Linked DNA regions of Homo sapiens: region 2 is linked to region 1. The links are chromatin loops, found by intact Hi-C in ENCODE. Cell type or tissue: psoas muscle. All regions are shown on one strand.

Evidence for each region. A loop is a pair of places that touch in the nucleus more often than their neighbours do. Peaks named below come from ENCODE experiments on the same cell type or tissue, not always from the same donor. Only the 100,000 strongest peaks of a DNase experiment are listed, where the experiment ranks them.
Region 2: it touches region 1 in a loop (2.3-fold over the local background); 12 of 110 quality-filtered maps call a loop at or near these places.

Annotation. Positions count from the first base shown.
Region 1 is chr3:25,430,382-25,438,381 of GRCh38, forward strand. The region is part of intron 1 of RARB (retinoic acid receptor beta); the gene reads left to right. Among named protein-coding and RNA genes, the nearest start is that of RARB, 6.1 kb to the left of the region's middle. In psoas muscle, no CTCF peak of the experiment used is centred here; no DNase peak of the experiment used is centred here; H3K4me3 peaks cover 2,383 bases; H3K27ac peaks cover 2,073 bases.
Region 2 is chr3:25,571,773-25,579,772 of GRCh38, forward strand. The region is part of intron 4 of RARB (retinoic acid receptor beta); the gene reads left to right. Among named protein-coding and RNA genes, the nearest start is that of TOP2B, 89 kb to the right of the region's middle. RefSeq lists enhancers at 1,157-1,685, 1,686-2,213. In psoas muscle, no CTCF peak of the experiment used is centred here; no DNase peak of the experiment used is centred here; H3K27ac peaks cover 2,064 bases.

The DNA of each region.
Region 1 (8,000 bases):
TTGGAATCCCAGGGAACTGGGGCTCTCTGAAACTTTTTCTTGTTAGAGAAAGTGGTAATGAAACATGTTTTTTAACAGAAGGAAAAAATATGCTCAGGATCCTCGCCAAAAGTTATTAGACCTAATAGAGTTTTTACATGTAGACATTCTTCCTTTTGTAATTAACCTTCCAAAGATGCCTATTAAGTTGTAAGAGTAGGGGGAAAAGCTTTGTTTGTTCTTGGACAAGTTAAACAAGGGATTTGCTTTATCTAGGGAGAGCGAGCGGTGAATGTGTCATTCGCCTAAAACTACCCGATAAGCAAGAAGTGTTGATAACAGCAAAGTTTAGCTAATCAAAGAAACTTGCATTAGACAAAGTAAATAAAGGCATTTGACAAAGGGATTTCAGAAATTCCAGTGTCTTATTTTTGTAAGCAGGGCAATTAGTTCTTATTGTGGTCAGTTTCACAAGAGTTTGAATCCCACACCCCAACTTTAGGTTAAATGAATAAAATGTAAATATTGCTTGTGCCCTTGCAGAGTTGCTTTACCCTCATAAACCACTTTATGATGGTCAGTTGTTCCAACGATTTTTTTTTTTTTTTAGCATAAATAAAACTAAAACTTTTTTTTTTTTTTTTTTTTAGAGATTCTAACAAATGTCTTGTGCCATGCAGTGTTTGGTTCAGGGTGGTACAGCTAGTTAGGGCTATTGAAATAAAAGTATATTAGGGCTACATTTGTGTAAGTAAGAACATAACCACAACCTTTTCCATTTTACTTAATGGCTATTTTGACGAGAAGCAGATCTGTTTTTGCTTTTAACACAGAGGAAACAGTGGGCAAAGAAGAAAAAGTACTAAATTCCAACCAAAACTATTTTCTGCTTTGAGTTTTTTTTATGGTGTGTGTGTGTATGCATAGTAAATAAAGTAAGACCTTTGAACATGGAGCACACCATCACAAGCTCACTTTGAAAGGTGTTAAAATATTCCCTTTATTTTCTTTTTAATTTTAAAGGCAGAAAAATGATATGCCAGCCAGCTGCCATTTGTAGTAGTGTCTGTGAATTGCTTCTTATAAGCATTCAAAGTCAGGATTAGGGGACTACTAAGGGAATGTGGTCTAAATATTACGATTGACGACTGCCCCTGGAAGGTATAGGAGTCACTAAATTTCTGTTCAGATGTCTCCAGGATTATCTTGGTTTTAGGCGGCTCCAGATGTTTTCAACATTAATTGCTCAGTGGGTATAGGATAAATCTTAATATTTTGTGGTCTAAATATAGTTGCTTTGGTGAAATAACGAGTGTGACAACTTCTTGGCCTTTTTCCCTGTCTTTTCTCCCTACTCAACACATCAAAAGGAAAAAGAAAAAAATATTTTCTTTTTGAAATAGGACTTTGCCCATTAATGAGAAGAAATTATTTTTAAAACAACCAGTAGTGATGTTTGATTAGGGAATGAGAAAAGGCCTCTTTTCAAAGCCCTGGGACCCAAATTTTAAGTATTAAACAGTATCTAAATCCTCTCCTAGTGAGATATAAATTGGGGTCAAAGTGGCAAAATCAAAGATACCCTCTGAAAGAAAGACTAAATAAAGACTGACAGCCACCGTATGAATTGAATGGGGTTTTGAATAAATATTTCAGTGAAAAGGCCCAATTGTTTTTCTAAAGTAGGACATAATTTTCTGCTTCTCGGGCACATGACGGTGGTAACTAATACCATCAGAAAGAAGAGAAAAAGAGGGACTTTTCCTTAAATCGCAAAGAGAGTACAGGCAGGGTTGTGGGTTGTTCGAAAACAAGTGAAAGATTCACAAAGTTTTCCTTCCTTGTAGAAAAAAAGAAATCATATTGTGAATATTGGATAAATTGGTACATTTGACAAGGGAGTGAGTATTGATGTGCAACTTAGAAAAGAAAAAGCATGTGTTTAAATTTTATTGCCAGAAAAGGATGGATTCAAAAAACTAAACAGTAGAAAGGTAGACATCTGTTTGCCTAAACTTAAGCTATGGAATTGACTTGGAAGCTTTAGTTAGAATTTGATTTGCCAGCCAATAATGTAAAGCCCTTGCATTGAAGCAGGTCTTTTTTCCTTAATAGATAAATGACCAGAATGGCTATTTCTGATAGGCTAGCTGACCTGAATCAGAAGTTTCCTTCTCATTTCTAGAAGCCTGGCGCTGATATATACAACCGAGGGTATTGTTATGCACTTTTCTCTAAAGCGTAAGAATAAAAAAAAGTTCTTCTGGATATCAGATGTTTATAATTTACCTTCGACATATGTTAAGCTCTGAGGTGGCTGAAAAAGAAAGAAAACCTGTTTTCTCCTTTACACATTCCACAGATATCATTAAACTCTATCTGAGAAGGGAAATACATGATAAATAACAAAGATTATAAATTCTACTCTCAAGGAATTTATAATTTTTTAAATCAGTAATTTAGAAAAAGCTGAGAATTTTAAGTTACTCTTTGGGCAGAAGATGGAGATGTAAAAACCAAGATGCAAAATACAAAACTCTGTTCAAGTCACACAGGATTTTAACAATAAATGCAATGTTCATTTTAGAACATCTTAGAATCTTCTATACAGTTTGAGTTATGTGTAAGTGCCATACATTTATCCTTAAATGACATTTTTATACTTTAAATGTTCTAATATAAATTCAGTTAACTATCAATTAAATAGATTATTTCAGAAATGGGAGTTTTTGATGAAGGTTAATCAGAAAAATCTTGGCTGAAAACCTTTCCAAAGATATTAATGTAGATAGAATCTTGCCTTTCAAATTACAGGGTAGTTATGACAATCATGTATCTCTGATTTTCTAGAATAACCCACTTTCAAATATCCTGCACAGTTCCCACATAAATCATTGAAATATGCCAGATATTTAATATTACAACATCTCCTAGGAGTGGCACAGAAAGTCTTTGTTTGGATTCTATAGTCAATATAAGTAGAGCTCTCACAGCTTAATTTTTTCATTATGTCTGAAGATCGCCTTGTGTTTCTGGGTCATTCTTATGAACATGAATTCCTTTCGTAGCAAACTATAGATCTGTGAATAGAAGGCATTCCTTGCAAAATGGACTGGGCTGTGATTCTCACTCTAGCACCTGTGTGTGCGTGGACAGGGTGGGGAGGAGGGAGTAGAATTAAATTAAATTGTTATGAACAAATCTGTATCAGCCCTTGCCAGCTTCCTCTTAAAAAGTTGGAGCTGGGGTGATGGAGGGAGAAGAGTAGAGTTAACTCAGGTTTCAGATTTATCAGTATCCTGCTTGTAAGTGGCTTGGTCTAAGTACCTCTTGTTAAATAGGAGATGAGATAACCTGCCCCATCTGTAAGATCTAATAACACAACCTCATCAGTCAATATGTTGCTCTGAATTCTCCTCTTTTCATTCCCAGCTTCCTTACCCCATCATTAAAAAGCATGATCTCTGTCCCATCCCACTCCCCAAACCCCTTTAAATGAATGAAAAATAAAGTTGCAAAAGTTCTCTCTACCTAGGAAGCAGGAGAGCCTAAGTCTACTGGCATTTTGTCTTGAGCTTTCAGAGCTTCTTAGATGGGAAGTCAAACAGGCAATGGAACTGCTGACTTGCTCTTTCTCTGGCCCTGTAGGGTGGGGGAGCTACAAGGGGACCATTTAGTAAGATAAGACTCTCTGCCCCCTGCGCGATAAGGCGAGGATAACAGGAACTGACGTCAGCAAGGCGACTCAACCTGGCCAAGCATTTCCTCTAGTCAGGGCTCAGGGATTCCAGGAGTCTCTAGGCTTCCCCCAGCAGCTGAAGAACTGAACCAGCTCAGGGGAGGGAGAAAGAAGAAAGCTGATTTTTACAGGGGTGATAGTGGGTGATGATGTCCCTGATTTCCAAAAGCAGATTTCTTTGAAGAGAACAAAGAAAAACTGGGAGGAAGAAAGTCGTTTAATAAAAGTGGATTCTGAGATTATAATTGTCATTTTACATTGTCATAGAATAGATATTTGTGTTCCAGCTGTTAACAATTCACTGCTGATGTCTCATTAGACAGTCTATCCAGCGATCACCAAATATCATCCACTCACAAACCTCGCCAACTCTCCATATAGAACAAAACGTGAGGGATTTCACGTTGTCAGAGTTAATCCTTGGTACTCCTTTTTTTTTTTTTTTTCTTTTTTTTTTTTTGAGATGGAGTCTCGCCCTGTTGCCCAGGCTGGAGTGCAGTGGTGTGATCTCAGCTCACTGCAACCTCCACCTCCCAGATTCAAGTGATTCTCCTGCCTCAGCCTCCTGAGTAGCTGGGACTACAGGCGTGTGCCACCACACCTGGCTAATTTTTGTATTTTTAGTAGAGATGGGGTTTCACTATGTTGGCCAGGATGGTCTCGATCTCCTGACCTCGTGATCTGCCCACCTCGGCCTCCCAAAGTGCTGAGATTACAGGCGTGAGCCACCGAGCCCGGCCTTGTATTTACTTTTGAAAGTACAAAGTTCCCATCCCCATCTGCATCAGATGACAACATTGCTAAAGCCATTTCATTTGCTACCAGCCCTGAAACCACTTAGCAGTTTTCCTCCCCTTTTTCCTTCTTCCCTTTCTCTTAAACCCAGATTTATTTTCATTTTATTTTATTCTTTGCCTTCCAAAGTATCTGATTTGAGATTTGGAGGAGGAGAAAAGTCAAACAGAAGGATTTTATTTCTTAAAATTCACAGATTCTCCTCAGTCCACTGCTGTCTTAAAGATAGCTTCTTATTTTTTAAGTTTCAGTGTTTGACAAAGAATCACTGTCCTAATTTGACCCATATTTAGTGGAATGTTTGCTATGTTGTTGTTGATAAATTACTATTCATCACAGAATAAAATTTTGTCAAGTCAAAAAAATAGCTAAATTCAAAATAATGTGCAGGTAAAAGAACAAATAAGATGAGTGCATCGGTTAACTAGGGAGAGAAGATCTGGATCACATCCCAATTTTTTTCCCATTTCCAGAGCAAATGAAGACCTCATGTAATAAATTTGTCTTCTCAAAAATATTAAAGCTTTCAACGGCTACAGTACCTTTGTCATGTCATCAAAGTCCATAATTATAAAAAGGCCGATGATCTGAAGGCCATTTCAGCTTCAAAAGATTTTTTTAGGGGCTGGTCTATTGGAAAGCTTGGGGGTTTAATTAACTAAAATGGAAATGGAGGCAGCGAAATTCAGTTCCTGATGTTTTAATTTAGCTCAGTACTGCCATGTGTTATTGAAGAGAATTCTTAAAGGCAAACATAATTATTTCATTATGGTCCTCAGAATGCTTTCATTGGCTTTAATGACAAGAAGCTGTATAAAAAGGCATATATTTTAATTAGTCCTTTTTATATTTACATCAGATAAACAACAAATAATTGATGAAAAACAAGTCTTTGGAATGGATGATTTCACATAGTGCACTGGTTACAGTTTAATGATGAAACATTTCTCTGTTGCTTTGCATTTTAATTATATATACATTATATTACAGTAGTCGTGCCATGGAGCTACTAAAATACCGTTGTTGCCATTTTATTACAAAAAAAATCACGATTAATGCCTAGAAATTGAAAGCTGAAAAATGTAGCTAGACACATCTCCAAGGAAGTAAATTACCGGTTCCATTAATTTTACTACATTTGTTAGAACTCATTTTGATCACTTTTATCTTTTACGCTTCATCTTTTTGGATTAAGATCGTCAGGGGTTTCATATGCTTTTTTATGGCCACATCTTCTCCTGAGCACCTTTCTTTCGCTCTTGCTGCCTGTTTTGAGGATTTGCATGTGAAAGTGCCTTGCCAAATGTGCACTGGAAATTCAGAGAGCTTTTTTTCCATGCTATCGGCTTGCTTTACCTTTGATTTTATATGAAAACCCATTTCACATGATTCATCCGTTTTGGTGTACAGAACACTAATTGTTATTATTGATTTTAAATTCCGTGACCATTACAAGTAACCCAGATGACTGGCAGATAAAGGGTAATAATCCATGGAGTTCTGGAACTGTTTCATGTTTGTCTGGAGTACTTTATGTGATCAATATTAACTGCCCCATTGAAACTAACTGCTGTATCAAATAACAGTCAATCAAATGAATGTGCTTAGAGATTATTTATTGAAAGCTTTAATTGTTCACTGGGGCCCTCCTTATCAGGGGAAACAATACAAACTAGAGGTAGGATGAACAGGTTTGGATTTGCAGGGAAAGTTGGGGGATGCAGATGAACAAGGCATCTCTCTGCTTCTCGGGCAAGAGTTTCCAGAAACCCATGTTGGGCTTATAGTTCAGGCAGAAGTTGTGAATACTCTTCCAGAGCTTATCCTATCACCTGTACCTCAAAGGCTTTCTAGAGAAGGGGGTATAATAATTTTCTTGCACTCAGCAGAAGCTGTGAAAAGTTCTCCCTTTCCAAGAGTTTTACTGCTGCTTCTCCCTGGTCCTCTCAGAATTACCCTTCCATGCATCTCTCCACCTCTGCTTCCCCATCATGGCCTGATGGTCCAAGATAATGCAAGTAGCCTGCCTTGACACAGGATCGGTTTCTACAGCTATGAAATGGGAATAATAGTGTCTACATTGCAGGATCTGTAGAAGGATTAGAGATCATGTAAATTAAGATTCTATTCTTGTCTTGAAAACATATGGAAGTCACCAGGTAGGCCTTCTGCCCTGATTTTGGCATGACACCTGTGGCTTACGTGCCTTTGCTAAAAGCAAACTTTTTTTTTTTTTTTTTGGTCATATCTAAATTAGGTATCTCTTTTCTTTGGTGAAATGATCCCTCGGTCTATAGCTCATAACCTAGGTGGCAGTCCTTTCTGTTTGTCAGGTAGCACTGTGCCCTGATTCAGGGGCATCCATTTACCAGATCCCCAGATTTCTTGCAAATGATTGACTTTTACAAGTGAGCATTGTCACCTTCAAAGTTGTCACAATACACTTAGCCCAAAGATGCTGTCGTGGCACAGTACATTTTTATTGCTCATTGATGGATTAGTTTTTGCAACGTGCCATTCAGCAAATGGCTCTTGGGTGTCTGCCATGTGCCAGGCTCCTTGATATGATCTGTGGGGGACACCAAGATGAATCAGACACTGTCCCTTCTCCCTCTGAACTCATGATATAATGGGAAGAACTTGTGACACAAGTCGTTGTCACATAACCCCCTTATAACAAACCCAAAAATCTCCCCATGTCTTTGAACCTAAGATTGATAATGGAAAGAACTAAGAACTGCCAAGAACCACAGCTGGTTTATATGGTGGGTGATCAAGTGGATTATACATTTTTGTCACAGTGGAGCGGGCGTGAAGTTTTTCTGTGTGCAGGCCTCATAGATCATCTCTAAAAGTAGTTCACAAAGGAGTTCTAAACCTATCTTACACAGTGGAATAAGTGCACACCTTCCAAACTAGCTTCTTGAAGACTTTCATGTGGATGTTTCTGGAGCGTGTTAAGTAATCATGTTCCTTGGGGATGGGTTTGATTCTATTGGATTTTTAAAAATCACTTATTTCTCTATGATTTCTGTGACTTATTCCTGTGTAACAAACCATCCCAAAACTTCCTGGTCTAACAATTTATTATGACATTATTCTGTGGATGGGCTGGGCTCCGCTGGGCAGACCCTCTGCTCCGCATGCTGTCAGCTGGGGCTGAATCATCCATGGCTAAATTGGGCTGGCAATCCAAAAAGTCTCACTCTCATGGCTGGTGGTGGATGTTGGTTGTCGGTGAGAGCTCTAGGGGATCTGCATGTGACTTGTGCATGTCACAGCATGGCAGCAGTATTCCGAGAGAGAGTGTTTCGAGAGTGAACCTTCCAGGAAGGAGGCAGCAGAGGCTCCCAGTCCTCTTAAAACCTAGACCCAGAGAGTGGTATACAGTCGCTTTCACTATATTCTGCTGGTGAAGCAGACACAGGGCCAGCCCAGATTCAATAACTACCTTTCAGTTTGGGAGAGAAAGGCAAAGAATGTCCAC
Region 2 (8,000 bases), 140 kb after region 1:
TGTGAAATAGTTGGGAGGATGAAATGAGACAATTTATGAAAAGCTGCTGTGATGGAACCCAAAAATATCTACCCAGCAGTGGAGTGGCAGAAACATCATCCAGACACGTACCTTCTACTGGATACTAACTGACCCTCCAGAGACCTGGCCCCCATGCTGGGTGCATCTGACAATACAGAAAAGTAACATGATGAATAACCAATACCTGAAAGTATGCCATTTATTTCTTTTAGAAATACTTACTAATTGCCAACCATTCAGTGGCATTTCAGGCCCTGTATTGAGCTGTGTATCAAGGTGAGGGCGTCTTGACCTAAGAAATGAGGGAACTCAGGCTGGCACAGTGGGAAGGGGCGAAAAGAGAAGATGAGAGAAAACAGGTGCTGTGCAATGGTGGACTGTGTTGAGTTGAGAGCAAGTGGGAAGTGAGAATGGGAAAAGCCTGGCGGAGTCTTGAGTGCCACTTGAGGAGTCTGTAAATAATGAACAGTAATTGATGGTTGTGGTCAAAAATCTTTATTATTATCATTGTAATCATTATTACATCTCATATTTATTGAGCATTTACTATGTACTAGGGACCATGCTAAGTACTATAAGTATACTAATTCTTTTATTCCTTATGAGGACTCTGTGATTTGGGTTTCGTTGCCCTCATATTACAGATGCAAAAGCCAGGTACAGAAAGGCTCGATAACTTTCCCCTTGTCTCTTAGTCAACAAGTGGTCAGAGGTGAGACTTGAACCTAAACAGTCTGACTCCAGGGCAGCTCTTTTAACCAGTATACTATACACAGAATCCCTTGAGAGGGTTGCCAAAAAGGGAGAATGGAAGCTGGGGCCATTGGCGGCATCTAGCTAGGAGGAGAGAGCTGTGACCCAGGAATAAATCAATCTTGTAGCTCCAAGAAAGTCAGAGGAAAAGAGATGAGAGTGGGGAGGTCTTCCTGAAAGAGGAGACTTTTGATCCAGGTCATGAGGTGAGCGACTTTATATGGCAATACCTAGGGCCAGTAACTGCTACATCAGGGTCCCCCTCCGCCTCCTCCAGGTGGTATCTTAGCATAGCCAAGTCAATCCCCAGACCCTGACTCACCTAGTAATCAGGTGAAACAGCTCCCACTCTAACCTGGAGGAGGGCAGGACAAACACAACGTACAGCATTTGCCGCTCCTGGAACATGCGCCCTGGTGTGACCGGGATTCCTACAGGATGGCTCACATGTGAGGCATTGCCACTCCTGCGAGCGGTCCCTCACCACTGATGAGCAGAACGTGGAGAGATAAACCCCCCCAGCTTCCTTATTCGTTGGGCAGGATACTCTTAGGTATCCTCTAAACCACGTCCCAGAGTTTCCCAACTAGATCGAGCTCTGACTGCCCACAGTGATGATCTCCGCTGGCCGCCTTCCTTCCCTGCCCACTCTGTTCTTCCAGTGCTTCCTGGGATCTCCTCCCACATAAACTATCGTGCATTCCAATTCTAGTCTCAGCCTCGGCTTCTGGCCTAAGAGAGAGAGGCTTCCCTGCAGGCCTCCAGGGCCCTTTCCTATCCACCCCAATATGGGGGTGAGTCACCCCCAGTCCTCAACTGGGGCCCACCCTCCTAAACACATTGTGGAGACTTCTTGTACCTCCCAGTCAGGCAGAAAAACAGAAACACGATTTTATCTCTAGAGCGTGGCCCTTCACTACTGGGCATCCTTCCGGAGGCCTGCTGCCCACCGCGGGGTGGAGGGCGCTCTGAGCCAGTCTCGCAGCTGACCGTGCTCTTCATTTGTACTATCTCTCCCCAGATCTAGCTGTGTTTTTATTGTGAGCCACTTAAAATCCTTTCTGGAAGTCGGTGGTATAAATAAATAACAGCAGCCATAACACATTCTCTGCAAGCTCTTAGTTCGGAGTTGAGCATTTTTAAAAAGAGCTTTTTTTAGACAGGCAGTTGCTTCCACGGCAGGAAACTTCCTGTCATCTTCACCAGAGTGGCATCCCTGTCAGATGCCTTTGGAATTAGTGGGCAGAGAGGAATAAGAAAGGCAGCCAACTGCGCATCTACAGATCTTTGAAAGAGTAGTTCCTTTTTCTTCCCTAATTAGGGTGGATTTGGGACAAATGGTTGGGTCCCCGGAGACCGCAGGAATGGCTGGAAGAGGCAGAAACATATCCCCACCACCCCCACCTCAGGCCAGGGCAGGGCACTCACCCACAATCTTCAGAGCTAGTATCCCTGGGAAGGTTTCTACCCAATGACCCTCCGCCGCCATAAAAGGAGAGAGGGTGGATTCCCTGTGGAAAGGTGGAAAGCAGGAGAGAAGCTATTTATAGATGAGCTTTCCAAAATAGAATCAGGACTGAACCAGAGGTAACATCCTCGCTCTGAGGACGTGTTCTCCGCTTCCTTAGGGTGAACCCTAGTGAGTATCATTTGGGCTTTAGGGCCTCATAAATTCAAGCTCAACTCTTATCCCTGCTACTTAGGAGTCATGTGACTTTGGAAAGTTACATCATCATTTGCACCTCAGCTCCTTCATCTGTATAATGGGAGTTTTAAAAACATCCACCTCCTGCCTGGAGGGTTCCATGAGAAAAATATATGGAGCGCCTTGCACAGTTTCCGGCACAGAGGAGTCGTGCCGAATGTGCAGCTCTCCTCCTCTCCACCCCATCATAAATGTCTTGTCATTTTTTCGAGCCACATGCCCAGGTTCTGTAAACTAGCGTGGGTGTGACAGTGGGACAGATTTCCAGGTGGTGTAGCCCCCACCCCCAGCTCGTGCTGTCTGCTCCGGGCCGCCTCTGCTCCCGGCCTCCCACTGCTCTGCCGTGTGCGGGCCGCTCATCACCAGGTGGGGCCTGGCGGGAGGTAAGCTGTCCTCCGAGGGGCTTGTGAATATGAACTATGAAGATTTAAGAAGCCCTTAACCTGCTCAGAAAAATGACCACAAACAGAATTATTAACCACGAAAGACTTTCCAGGAGACATACCATAGAAAAGGAAGGCTGTTTTGAGCACTTGTCATGGGTGGACTCGGTGCGCTTTTTGGAAACTAACATTTGCCATCAACCAGAGGAGCAGAACCTGGAACTCGGGGAGCTCGGGCTGCCAGGAGAGATGCATCAGGAGGGATAGAAGGTCAGTGGGGGCCACGAAACCCGAGTTCCAGTCCCCACTGTCACCTCACAGCTGTCTGACTTTGAGCCAGTTGTTAACTTAGTGAGCCTCAGTTTCTTGCTAGTAAACACACCTGTGCTGCCAGTATCACCCAGCAGCGGTCCCCAACCTTCTTGGCACCAGGGACCAGTTTCATGGAAGAGAATTTTTCCATAGATGCTGGGCTTGGGGATAGTTTCAGGATGAAACTCATGAAGGACAACTTAGATCCCTCGCATGCGCACTTTGCAGTAGGGTTCATGTTCCTATGAGAATGTAATGCCGCCGCTGATCTGAAGGAGGTGGAGTTCTGGCGATAACGCTCGCTCCTGGCCACTCACCTCCTGCCGTGCGGCCCAGTTCCTAGCAGGACACCGACCAGTACCCATCCACGACCCAGGGCTTGGGGACCCCTGACCTAGACCATTCTTTCATGTTGCAACAAACAATGACTGCATACCTACTGTGTTAGTTTCCTAGGGCTGCTGGAACAAAATAATACAAACTGGGTGGCTTGAGACAACATTATTTGATCGCATTTCTGGAAGCTAGAAGTCCAAAATCAAGGTGTGTGCATGGCCACGCTGTCTCTGACAGCTCTGGGAGAGAGCCCTTTCTTGCCTCTTGTAGCTTCTGGCGTGGAAGGCAGTGCTTGTAGTTGCATGACACCAATCCTCCGTCTTCTCATGGTCATCTTCTCCCTGTGTTTCTTCACATCGTCTTCTCTCTATGCATGTCAACCTCTGTCCAGATTTCCACATTTTTTTTTATAAGGGCACCAAGTCATACTGGATTAGGGCCCACCCTAATTACCTCATTTTAACTTGATTACCCCTATAAAGACACTATTTTCAAATAGCGTCACATTCTGACATACTCGGGCTAGGATTTCAACACATCTTTTTGAGGAACACAGTTTAACCCGTAACAAACAGTAACACCTAGTGAGTGCAGAACTGGAGTGCATGGATGTTACCTTTCCATGCTTGCCGCTCTCTGCAAAGTCTAGCTGGAGATCAAATTTTGTCACAAGTGTTGTGAGTATTTAGAAACCTCTGGCAGCACACATAAGTCCTGATCTTTTGAAGAAAAATGTTCTGTAGGCACTGTGCTAAGTACCCACATTCTTCCTCAGTGATGGAATAAGGGAAAGACGTTCCCAGCAAAAGCAATAGCATGAACACGGCACAGGGTTTCACAGGGATGGGGCTGGGTGGGAGGGAGGCAGAGCTAAGTTTGAGGAGGTAGGTCAGGGCTAGCTTCCTAGGGGCTTTGGGTGCTGGGATAAGGTGTGTGAACATTAGCCCTAGGGAGCCAAGGGAAGTTTCTAGTCATGAGAAAAAGCAGTTCGAAGAAGGTGGTGCCTAGCTGCTGTGTCTGGCTGGAAGGCTTCGGCAGGGACACAGGGCAGGGCTTTTGATCTTTCTCAGATATGCCCTGCAGCTCCAGAAGGCATTCGTGGCCCCTTCCAGCAGCTGGGACCACTCCAGAATTCTAGCATTTCTTGGACATCCTCTAGGGCCTTGGACTATACCCACCACCCCACCCCTGCACTCGACCAAGGCCCCAGATCTCTGAACCCCAGGAGTGAAGGGGCTGCAGATGGATAGATGGTCCTTTCCAAGGTCATGTCCCAGCTCAGGAATCTTAGACGATGGTGGTCCAGGAGCACGCCTGAAACGTGACCTCCAGGGGAATCCTGCGGCATCACTCTTGCTTTTTAGCCAGGCTGCTAGGAAATACTCGAAAGATTCTAGAGACCCTCCCTACCTGCCCTCTCCCATTGCCCTTTGCTCGAAGCCCTCTCTAGCCACAGGCTGCACCATGCCTTTAAGATCACGCCCTCCTGTCTACCCAGAGCTACAGGGTGGCTGCCAAGCTGCCTTCTCCCCACCTGTTGGAGGCATCTGGTCCTAAGGAAAATGCTGCAGGCGTGTTGGGGGCCTTCTCCTCTCTTCTCTTCTGTTGGGGGCAGACGTTCCCGAAGCCATGCTCTCATAGTGCCTAGATAATGTGTGTATTGACCACAAAGAGATGTTGGCCGGCACATAACATTCTCTTCATAGCTGTGCTGGAGCTCTTGTAGCCACCTGATGGAAGCATCCAGAGATTCCAATAAGGAGGGAGATCACAGATGCAACCACAGGCTTTAGGAGTCAGGAAGTTCTAACCAGAAAGTAGAAATATGTGAGGAACCAGTAGGGAGGGGGTGACGTGGTGCACTGGTGGGAAGCCTAAACACCCCAACCCAACTGTGTGGGTGAATCCCACACCCTCCGGTTCGCCCGCGGGATCTTGCACAAATGATTGCACTTCTGTGGGCCTTCGCTTCCTCATCAGCCAAATGGGGACCATAATGGTGCCTACCGCATGGGGGCGCTGTGAAAAGTAAAGAGAGTCGGTGATCGTTAAGCATGTAGAACAGTGCCTGGCACGAGGCAAGCCCTAGAAAAAGGGGTGGTTACATGCAAAAACATACAAAATGCAGGAATTGAATGTGGGTGACAGGGATGGTCTGCAAATTGAACTTGAAAGGACATCAGTCTCCAGGATGGTGGAAGGATTTCAGGCCTAAGGAAGAAGGAGGCACTTCCATGGATATACCCAACATTGCCACAGAATTTTAATTCTTTATTTCTTTAATGAAAATTTACATTTCCTTCTTAACTTTGAAAAAAAAGCCAGAACGCTTGAACAAACCACTGTAATACCCAGGAGCTGCCTCCAGTGGGATTTAAAGATGCTGGTGATTCCACTTTCCTTTATGGGTCTTGTTCTGAAAGTCCTGCCAGTCCAGGAAGGCAGCCCGTTGCAGCAGAGAACCAAACCAGCAGAAGAAAGGGATCCATTTGCGTGGCAAAACTTGCCATTTAATTGGATTTCATAGTAGGGTTGGGCTTTTCTGCTGCTTAAGATGGCCCTGGGGGGCCATGGGCGCGACCCTCCATATATGGGCCACCACGCGGCATCCTGGGGAGGCGCTGCAGCTCCTGTAGCCCCTGCCGAAGAGGGGACCTCCTCTGGAAGCCCTGGCCAGACTCTCAGTCGGCAGCAGATGGAGGAGAGCCCCTTGCCCTTCTGGCTTGGCTGTTTTCCTCATCAGCCTGCCTCATACTCACAGCAAGGGTCACTCCTCACCACCCCACTTTCTGCTTCTCCTTCTCTGTTGGTTTTCCTCCCTGCACACTCAGAAATGCTGCTGAAAATCCACGCTTCGCTGGTGCTCCCCACAGCCGCCTTCATTACCAACCCAAGCAGGCCAGGGCTCTCCATTTGCCGCAGCTGGAAGATAATATATAAGCCATTTGAAGCCTCATGCCTATGAATCCAGCAGCCAGTATAATAAAACACCAGGTTATTTTGTGTTTTATTAACTGCCTCTTCCCTTCAGTTTGCATAATAGTGAGTTAGATTTACATGCCGTTAAGACGGCTGTGCATTATTTTTAATAGAAGGTACGACAGGCTCCTCTCTCTCAGCCCTGGCGCGTGATAAAGTTACCTCATGCAATGTTGATGAAGGTTTCGTTCACACTTGCTGGGTCGGGGCAATGTCTTTTTTTCCAGATGGATACTCTATTGTAAAATGATTTCCCTCCATAAGCTTGACTCTCCGTCCCTCTCTTCCGTGTCATCTTCCTACGAACCGGATAAACTGCCTATTAAATTTAATTACGGCCCAAATGGCCACACATCTTGATCTCATGTTCCCTCAAGTGTACTGTATACCACCAAGGTCCTTGAGGAAGGAATAAAATAAATCTGGAGGATGCATGTCTACTCTCCACAAGGAACGTCGTGGAAGGCAAAGTTGACCACCTTCGTTTTTACAGTGTCTGTGGCACCTCGTGCAAACTCTTCTTTCTGGCTTTCCATGCAGACGTTCAAAGCAAGAGCTAGTTTTATTCACTTCCTGTAGACTGATTTTAACTGAGGTGGGGAACTAAAGATATCAGTTTGAGAAACACAGTACCTCTCCTGAGCTGTTTACATTTGTCAGAGAACCAAACGTCAGCCTTTTGTTGGATAGTAAATTACAAATATCTCATCATTTTATCTGTAAATATCTTAATATGTATTCTAAATGAAAGAAGCTCCTGCAAACGAAAGTAAAGCATCAGTGCCATTATTACCATCCTAAAATAAAATGATCTCTAACACCTAATAGCTCATATTTCTGGTTTTCTCATATATATCACCACCTCTTTACAGTTTATTTTTTGAATTAAAATTTAGATAAGGTTTACACCATGCAATTGGTTGTCAGTTTTCTCAGTATCTTAAGTCAGGTTTATTGCAGTATATTTTACATAATGTAATTTTTATCTTTTTTAAAGGTATAGTTTGATGAGTGTGATAAAAGTATACAGTCACATAACCTGACTCCAGTCAAGATGTAGAATATTTCCATTGCTCCAGAGAGTTTCCTTGTGCACCTGTGGTCAGTCCCCACCTGCCTTCCCGCTCCTGGAAAACCACTGAACTGTTCTCAATCACTATAGTTTTGCCTTTTCCAGAACGTCATATAAATGGAATCGTTTTGAGTATGGGCGTTTTATGTCTGCCTTCTTTGGTTTAGCATGCTTCCAAGGTTTATCCATGTTGTAGCATGTATTACAGTTTCCTTCCTTATTAACGCTACCTAGCATTTTCATTGCAAAGTTGTAATCACAATTTATTTATCCACCCATCAGTTAATGAGCATTTGGGTTGAGTTGCTTTCAATCTATAGATTTCTCTCTCCACTTGTTTTTCTCTCTTGCAATGTTCTTATTGAAGAAACCAGTTCATTGGTTTTGTGGATTTTCTGGCATTCTGGATGTTGATAGCTGTACCCACTTTGTGTAGTTT